Linked DNA regions of Homo sapiens: region 2 is linked to region 1. A link is an interaction called in ENCODE POLR2A ChIA-PET data of the cell type or tissue named here. Cell type or tissue: PC-9. All regions are shown on one strand. Each heading gives the region's core, and the rest is flanking DNA. Links, peaks and the distances in the headings are about the cores only. Region 1 has its middle 4.7 kb from the start of ELOA. Region 2 overlaps LOC105376861 (a long non-coding RNA gene).

Evidence for each region. ChIA-PET counts read pairs that join two places held together with the same protein. Peaks named below come from ENCODE experiments on the same cell type or tissue, not always from the same donor. Only the 100,000 strongest peaks of a DNase experiment are listed, where the experiment ranks them.
Region 2: POLR2A ChIA-PET joins it to region 1 with 6 read pairs; 9 of 35 experiments call an interaction of 5 or more read pairs at or near these places.

What each region holds. Positions count from the first base shown.
Region 1 is chr1:23,736,572-23,740,900 of GRCh38, forward strand. No RefSeq gene overlaps it. Among named protein-coding and RNA genes, the nearest start is that of ELOA, 4.7 kb to the right of the region's middle. In PC-9, for the core only: no CTCF peak of the experiment used is centred there; no DNase peak of the experiment used is centred there.
Region 2 is chr1:23,828,502-23,832,969 of GRCh38, forward strand. The region is part of intron 1 of LOC105376861 (a long non-coding RNA gene); the gene reads right to left. Among named protein-coding and RNA genes, the nearest start is that of HMGCL, 5.3 kb to the left of the region's middle. In PC-9, for the core only: no CTCF peak of the experiment used is centred there; a DNase peak (open chromatin) is centred at 1,960.

The DNA of each region.
Region 1 (4,329 bases), core at 63-4,062:
GGCTAGTTGCCTTTAGCTCACACATTTGTTTTGTTTTGAGACAGGGTCTCACTATGTTGCCCAGGCTGGAGTGCAGTGGCTGTACATAGGCATGATCCCACTACTGATCTGCATGGGAACTTTGACCTGCTCCATTTCCGACCCGGAACGGTTCACCCATTCTTAGGCAACCTGGTGGTCCCCAGCTCCCTGGGGGTATACCTTATTGATGCTAAACTTAGTGCGGACACCTGATTGGTATAGTGCACTACAGCCCAGAACTCCTGGGCTCAGGCCTCCTGAATAGCTGGGACTACAGGTGCATGCCACCATGCCCAGCAGCTCACACTTTGTCTAACAACTTTGTTCCAAGAGTACTCTCAGCAAAGACCACAACCACATTCTCAGTTTCTGGGGTTGAGGGCACGGTGTCACTTGTTTCCTAAGTATCAGTTTACTCATCAGTAAAATGAGCATTGTTTATAGCACTTTGCCAAGTGTTTTCTCATGTGATCTGTACAACAATGCTGGTAGGCAAAGTTTTCATTCATCTCAGTCAATATTTATGGAGTGCTGGCCAGGCGTGGTGGCTCACGCCTGTAATCCCAGCACTTTGGGAGGCCAAGGTGGGCGGATCTCCTGAGGTCAGGAGTTCAAGACCAGCCTGGCCAACATGGTGAAACCCCGTCTGTACTAAAAATACGAAAATCAGCTGGGTATGGTGGCAGGCGCCTGTAATCCCAGCTACTCTGGAGGCTGAAGCAGGAGAATAGCTTGAATCCGGGAGGTGGAGGTTGCAGTGAGCCGAGATTGTGCCATTACACTCCAGCCTGGATGACAAGTGTGAAACTTCTGTCTCAAAAAAAAAAAAAAAAAAAAAATATGGAGCGCCTATTAGGTAACCAGGCACTGTTTTAGCTACAGTGATGTCTCATGGAGCTTACATATTGGGAAGAGACTATAAGAAGTGCCTCTTAAGTGCGCTATGTGCCACTTAAGTAAGGTAATTTCAAATTGTCTAAGTGCTGTAACAAAAATAAAACAAGATAAAGAGCTAAGGGAAGGCCTGCAGACAGGCTTCCACCTGGATACAATTTATATAAATCCATAAAGTTTAACAGTATCAAAGTATACTTGTTACTTTTTAATTTTTTTTTTTTTTTTTTTGAGACAGAGTACTTGCTCTGTCGCCCAGGCTGGAGTGCAGTGGCACTATCTCGGCTCACTACAACCTCCGCCTCCCAGGTTCAAGCGATTCTCCTGCCTCAGCCTCCGGACTGGCTGGGACTACAGGCATGTACCACCAAGCCTGGCTAATTTTTCTTATTTTAAGTAGAAACGGGGTTTCGCCAAACTGATCTCGAACTACTGACCCCAGGTGATCCACCCGCCTCAGCCTTCCAAAGTGCTGGGATTACGGGCATGAGCCACTGTGCCCGACCTACTTTTTAATTTTAACGGTAGCTTTTTTCCCCCTAGTAAATACAGATTCTCAGTAGACTGCTTGTCATGAGCAGAGAGAAGTCTGTGTTCTACCCTCTTTTGACAAAAGGCCTCAGAGGTTATCTAGGTCTGATATCTTTAAATTGTTAGTGGAAAGTTTCATCCACCTTTCAAGACATTATGTGAAAGTTGTGGATTTTGAATCTCAAACACTACACCCTGGAGCTGGCAGTCTCCACATGCCATTACTATATTTGAAGAGGGTGAATTCAGTTTGTGAAACCCAAAAAGATGCCATCCGTAAGTAAATAACCAACTGAATGTTGGTTGAAGGATGTGAAACAAAGATGAGTGTAGTCAATTCAGAAACATGAACCCATGGGGAAGAGAACAGTGGCCACAGCTGTGCAGAACAAAACTGGCCAGATGGGCCAGGCACAGTGGCTCACACCTGTAATCCCAGCACTTTGGGAGGTTGAGGCAGGCGGATCACCTGAGGTCAGGAGTTCGAGACTAGCCTGGCCAACATGGTGAAACCCTGTCTCTACTAAAAATACAAAAATTAGCCAGGCGTGGTGGCACACACCTGTAATCCCAGCTACTGGGGAGGCTGAGGCAGGAGAATTGCTTGAGCCCGGGAGGCAGAGGTTGTAGTGAGCCAAGATCCTGCCAATGCACTCTAGCCTGGCTGACAGAGCGAGACTCTGTCTCAAAACAAAAACAAAAACAAAAACAAAAACAAAAACAAAAAAAACTTGCCAGATGGAGGATTTTATATCTTGCTTTACAGCAGCACATTATATTTTCTTTACCAAGGCAATGCATTTTCCCCAATAATTGCTGCCTTTTCAAAAAGACCTATTATATGCCAATTACTTGACATATTAATAAGCCTCAGGATATCTATACAGTAGGAGGAAAAAATTTCAGCAAGTTTAAGTAACTTGATCAGGAGCCATGGCTAGCATTGGTGGAATTGGGATTGGAGCCCAGGTTGTCACTAAGCTCCAAGCTTTGTTCTTTACACCACCATCCAAGCAACTTCAGATGCTGCCTACTTGCTAAGATAGAGTGGCAGACCTCTCGGCAGAAGAGGTCCAAGGAGGAAGCCCGCTTGAGCCACCATGCCTCACTTAGCACACTGTCAGGCCCGCAGAATCTTACTTGACTGTTTTATGAAAGGGCTCCTCTCTGCTATGAGGACAAGATGGTTGATTTTTTTTTTTTTTTTGAGACAGTTTCATTCTTGTTGCTCTGGCTGGAGTGCAATGGTGCAGTCTAGCTCACTGCAACCTCCATCTCCCAGGTTCAAGTGATTTTCCTGCCTCAGCCTCCCAAGTAGCTGGGATTACAGGCACCCGCCACCACACCCGGCCAATTTTTTTTTTTTTTTTTGAGACAGTTGTTGCCCAGGCTGGAGTGCAATGGCGCAGTCTCAGCTCACTGCAACCTCCGCCTCCCGGGTTCAAGTGATTTTCCTGCCTCAGCCTCCCAAGTAGCTGGGATTACAGGCACCCGCCACCACACCCGGCCAATTTTTTTTTTTTTTTTTTTTTTTGAGACAGTTGTTGCCCAGGCTGGAGTGCAATGGCGCAATCTTGGCTCACTGCAACCTCTGCCTCCTGGGTTCAAGCAATTCTCCTGCCTCTGCCTCCTGAGTACCTATGATTACAGACAGGTGCCACCACGCTGGGCTAATTTTCATGTTTTTAGTAGAGACGGGGTTTCACCATGTTGGCCAGGCTGGTCTCGAACTCCGGACCTCAGGTGATCCACCCACCTCTGCCTCCCAAAGTGCTGAGATTACAGGCATGAGCCACTGCGCCCGGCCTGAAAATTTTTTTAACTTGTCTTTCAGTGTTTTAAATCTCTCTAATGCTAGCCAGCCTAGGATTACTCTTTTCCAAAATTAAAATACCTTTAAGTTATTTTCATTATAAAAATAGACCAGACTGGGTGCAGTTGCTCATGCCTGGAATCTCAACACTTTGGGAGGCTAAGGCGGGAGGATCACTTGAGCCCAGGAGTTCAAGACCAGCGTGGGCAACCTAGTGAGACCTTTTCTCTACAAAAAATAAAAATAAAAAAATTAGCTGGGCATGGTGGCATACACCTGTAGTCCCAAGCTGAGGCAACAGGATTACTTGAGCCCAGGAGGTCAAGACTGACAGTGAGCCGTGAATGTGTCAGGGCACTCCAGCCCGGGCAACAGAGTGAGACCCTGTCTCAAAAAAAAATAAAGTAAGGGCTGGGTGCGGTGGCTCATGCCTGTAATCCCAGCACTTTGGGAGGCCGAGACGGGCGGATCACGAGGTCAGAAGATCGAGACCAGCCTGGCTAACACGGTGAAACCCCATCTCTATTAAAAATACAAAAAAAATTAGCCGGGTGTAGTGGCGGGCGCCTGTAGTCCCAGCTACTCAGGAGGCTGAGGCAGGAGAACGGCATGAACCCGGGAGGCAGAGCTTGCAGTGAGCCGAGATCGCGTCACCACTCCAGCCTGGGCGACTGAACGAGACTATACTGAGTAGACTATACTTGCTGCAAAAATTCAAAAAAGTGTACGGAGCAGATGAGAGCCTCCTTGCCCATCCTCCTCCCCTAGTATAGCCTTGAATTCATCTCCCAAACAGAATAGGATGGGTCTTTTAGTTACTCTCGCAGAGGGCTCTGTAGTGCTGATAAGAGAGCTGAGGAGCCCCTCTTAGGTTTTCAGATGACACGTCAGGCTAGCCTTATATTTAATAATTTAAATTTAATAATAATTATTTCAGTTTTCAAGAAACTTACTGAATCTCACCTATGTGCTAAATGTTGCTGATTGAAGATGGGTAAATAGCCTCTGACCTTAGGGATCTCATTCCTGTGTTGAACACTCGTGTGTAAACCAAGGGTTACAATGGTAAT
Region 2 (4,468 bases), core at 208-4,207, 92 kb after region 1:
TTCTCCTGCCTCAGGTTCCCGAGTAGCTGGGATTACAGGCACCTGCCACTACGCCCAGCTAATTTTTGTATTTTTAGTACAGACGGGGTTTCACCATGTTGGCCAGGCTGGTCTCAAACTCCTGACCTCAAGTCATCCGCTCTCCTCGGCCTCCCAAAGTGCTGGAATTACAGGCGTGAGCCACCACACCCAGCCTTTTTTTTTTTTTTTTAGATGGGGTCTCACTCATTCTCTTGCCCAGGCTGGAGTGTAATAGTGCAATCATAGCTCACTGTAGCCTCAGCCTCCTGCACTCAAGCCATCCTCCCACCTCAGCCTCCTGAGTAGCCGGGACCACTGGTGCATGCACCATCACAACCAGCTAAGTTTTAAATTTTTTGGCCGACAATGGTCTTGCCATGTTGCCCAGGCTGGTCTTGAACTCCTGGGCTCAAGTGATCTTTCTTGTTTTGGTGCCCCAAAGTGTTGAGATTAAAGATGTGAGTCCCAGCACCCAGCCAAGAAGACTTAATATTGTTAAAATGTCAGGGAGGTGGAAGCTGCAGTGAGCTGTGATTGCACCACTGCACTCCAACCTAGGTGACAGTGAGACCCTGTCTGAAAAAATATAAAAAATAAAAATAAAAATTACCATATGATCCAGGAATTTCACTTCTAGGAATATACCCAAAATAATTGAAAACATGGACTTAAACATATGTACATATACCAATAGTGTTGCTATGTTCCTCATAAATACATATTCTTGTATATACAGAATATAAATATATTTATTTATATATTTATATATAGAATGTATAGAATATAAATTTATTTATAAATATACATATATATTTATATTCTGTATATACAAGAATATATATTTATGAGCAACATAGCAACATTATTGGTATGTGAATATCTGTTTAATTCCTTGTTTGCAATTATTTTCAGTATATTTCTAGAAGTGAAATTCCTGGATCATATGGTAATGTTTGTTTTTATTTTTGTTTTATTTATTTATTTTTTTGAGACTGAGTCTCACTCTATCACCCTGGCTGCAGTGCAGTGGTGCAATCTCAGCTCGCTGCAACCTCCGCCTCCTGGGTTCAAGCAATTTTCATGCTTCAGCCTCCCGAGAAGCTGGGATTACAGGCATACACCACCACACCTGGCCAATTTTTGTATTTTTAGTAGAGATGGGGTTTCACCATGTTGGTCAGGGTGGTCTCGAACTGCTGACCTCAAGTGATCCATCCACCTTGGCCTCCCAAAGTGCTGGGATTACAGGTGTGAGCCACCGCGCCCAGCCTAATTTTTTTTTTTTTTTTGAGACAGGGTCTTACTGTGTCACCTAGGCTGGAGTGCAGTGGTGCAATCACAGCTCACTGCAGCCTCCACCTCCCTGGGCTCAGGTGACCCTCCCACCTCAGCCTCCTGAGTAGCTTTTATGTATATATAAATTTACATATATAATTTTAAATATATTAATATATAATATATACTTATAAATTATTATATAACAAATTATATAATAAATATATTATATTTTATTTTATTTATAATTATATATTTTTATATAGTATATTTATATATAATATACTTATTATATATGCATATGTGTGTGTGTGTGTATATATATATATATATATATATATATATATATATATATATAAAAACTCTCCTATTGGTTCTGTTTCTCTGGAGAACCCTGTCTAACACAATGAGCAATAATGTTGCTCATAGTAACATTATCTGTGATGGCCAAAAGGCGTACAGAACGCACATGTGCATTAACAGATAAATGGATGAACAAAATGTGCTATATTGTATACCTACAATAGTTACTCATTCTTGAAAAGATATACAATTCTGACACATGTTGCAACATGGATAAACCTTAAAAATATTCTGCTAAGCCAGACACAAAAGGGCAAATTTCATGATTCCACTTATGTGGGTGTGATGGTTAATTTTATGTGTCAACTTGACTAGGCCACAGGGTATCCAAATATTTGACTACACATTATTTCCGGGTGTGTCTGTGAGGGCATTTCTGAATGAGGTTAGCATTTGAATCAGTAAAGGGAGTAAAGCAGATTACTCCCTCAATGTGGGGGGCATCATCCAATTCTTCGAAGGCCTGAATAGAACAAAAAGGTGGGGAAGGAAGAATTCTCTCTTCTACATTCAGACTGGGACTTACACTACACCATTGGTTCCTCTCATTCTCAGGCCCCTGGGCTTCAACTGGAGCTACACCTCACTGGCTTTTTTTGGTCTCCAGCTTGCTGACAGCAGATCATATTTCATACATATACATATCTTTTTTTTTTTTTTTTTTAAGATAGAGTTTTGCTCTTGTTGCCCAGGCTGGAGTGCAGTGGCGCGATCTTGGCTCACTGCAACCTCCACGGGTCAAGCGATTCTCCCGCCTCAGCCTACCGAGTAGCTGGGACTACAGGCACCCAACAACACGCCTGGCTAATTTTTGCATTTTTTTTTAATAGAGACGGGGTTTCACCATGTTGGCCAGGCTGGTCTTGAACTCCTAACCTCAGGTGCTCCAGCAGCCTCCAAAAGTGTTGGGATTACAGGCGTGAGCCACTGGGTCCGGCCTATATATCATCTTTTATTGGTTTTGTTTCTCTGGAGAATCCTAACTATTACAATGAGGACTTTATTATAGTCAAATTCATAGAGAAAGAAAGTTGAATAGTAGTTATTGGGGGCTGGGAGTGGAAAGAAATTGGGAGTTATTGTTTAATGGGTACAGAATTTCAGTTTGGGATATGAAGGAGTTCTGGATAGTGGAGATGGTTGTATAACAATGTGAATGTACTTAATGGCACTGAATTAAAATGGTAAACTTTATGCTATATATATTTTAAACAATAAAAAAAAATAAGTAACTGCACAAGAAAAAAAGACTTAGGCAAGGCATACCCTTGCCAGCTCCCCAGTCCCTACTACTCCTAATTGTCACAGACACGAGGCTTCTCTCCTTCCTCTGTTTGCCCCCCTAAAAGCCCTTGTTGGCAAATTCTCAAAAGTAAATAACTTACAAGCACAGCTCTGAGGCAAATGTCTAAACTAAAGGGCAGAGACTTTAACTGGTTGTTGAATGTGGTGTCTCCAATACCAGGCACATTTGGTGGCATGAAGTAAATACTGAAAGAGTAACACTAGCAACTGTTACAGACTTTGCTCAGGGTCACCCTTAGTTGGAATCTTATTTTAACCAAGATGTTTCCTTTTTTGCATTGTAACCCACCCTCAATTACAAAGCTTACAATAATTATTAACAATAGCCCCTACCATTTATTAAGTATATTTTCTGTATTGGTTGTGATATATAGTAACTTTTCATGAGTAATCAGACTCTGCAACATAAATGTTACTCTTTCCATCTGAGAAATGAGGAAACGGAGGCTTAAGAGACATTAAATAACTTTTCTAAGATCATGTATGGTAGGTAAGTTCAGACCCAAATCTGACTCTAGAGAATGCTTTCTTTGCTACATGATAACACTATTCCCTCTTTCCTCTTCCTTTCTCTCCAAATTACTAAAAGAGATGGCTGCTGTGATTAAGGCACAAGTTGGTGCTAGGTGCTAAGACCGCAGTAGTAAATAAGATTCACCACAATTCTGTGCACCTTTCTCAGACCTTCAGATTTTATGGTAATAGTTTTTTTTCCCAGGACTTTTTTTTTTCTTTTTAATTTTTTTTTTTTTAATGAGACGGAGTCTTGCTCTGTCGCCAGGCAGGAATGCAGTGGCGTGATCTTGGCTCACTGCAACCACCACCTCCTGGGTTCAAGAAATTCTCCTGTCTCAGCCTCCCCAATAGCTGGGACTACAGGTGCCCACCACCACACCTGGCTAATTTTTGTAGAGACGGGGTTTCACCATATTGGTCAGGCTGGTGGTCTCAAACTCCTGACCTCAGGTGATCCACCCGCCTCGGCCTCCCAAAGTGCTGAAATTACAGGCATGAGCCACCACGCCTGGCCTCAGATTGCATTTCTAATGCACAACAGCAAATTTCTGTTTATAGCTTTTCCTTAAAAGCAGATGACATCTCTTCTGCAAGTGGGAATAATAATGTTTAAATCCAACATCTGCCTTTCTGCAAATCCTGTGAGAGCAATAGCAGACTTTTTACAGTAGTGGAACTTAGTCAGTGTCAACTTTTATGAATGTTTATGATATTCTGGTCCATAAAGCAAATTTCAAAAAATTGGTGACATGTATATCCTATTAATTAACCATAATTAATGACAAATGGATAAGTGTGTGTGTGTGTGTGTGTGTGTGTGTGTGTGTGTGTGTGTTTGAGACAGGGTCTTTCTCTGTCACCCAGGCTGGAGTGCAGTGGCACAATCATAGCTCACTGCAGCCTTGAGCCTTTGGGTTCAAGTGATCCTCCCACCTCAGCCTCTCAAGTAGCTGGGATGACAGGCACATGCCACCATACCCAGCTAAAT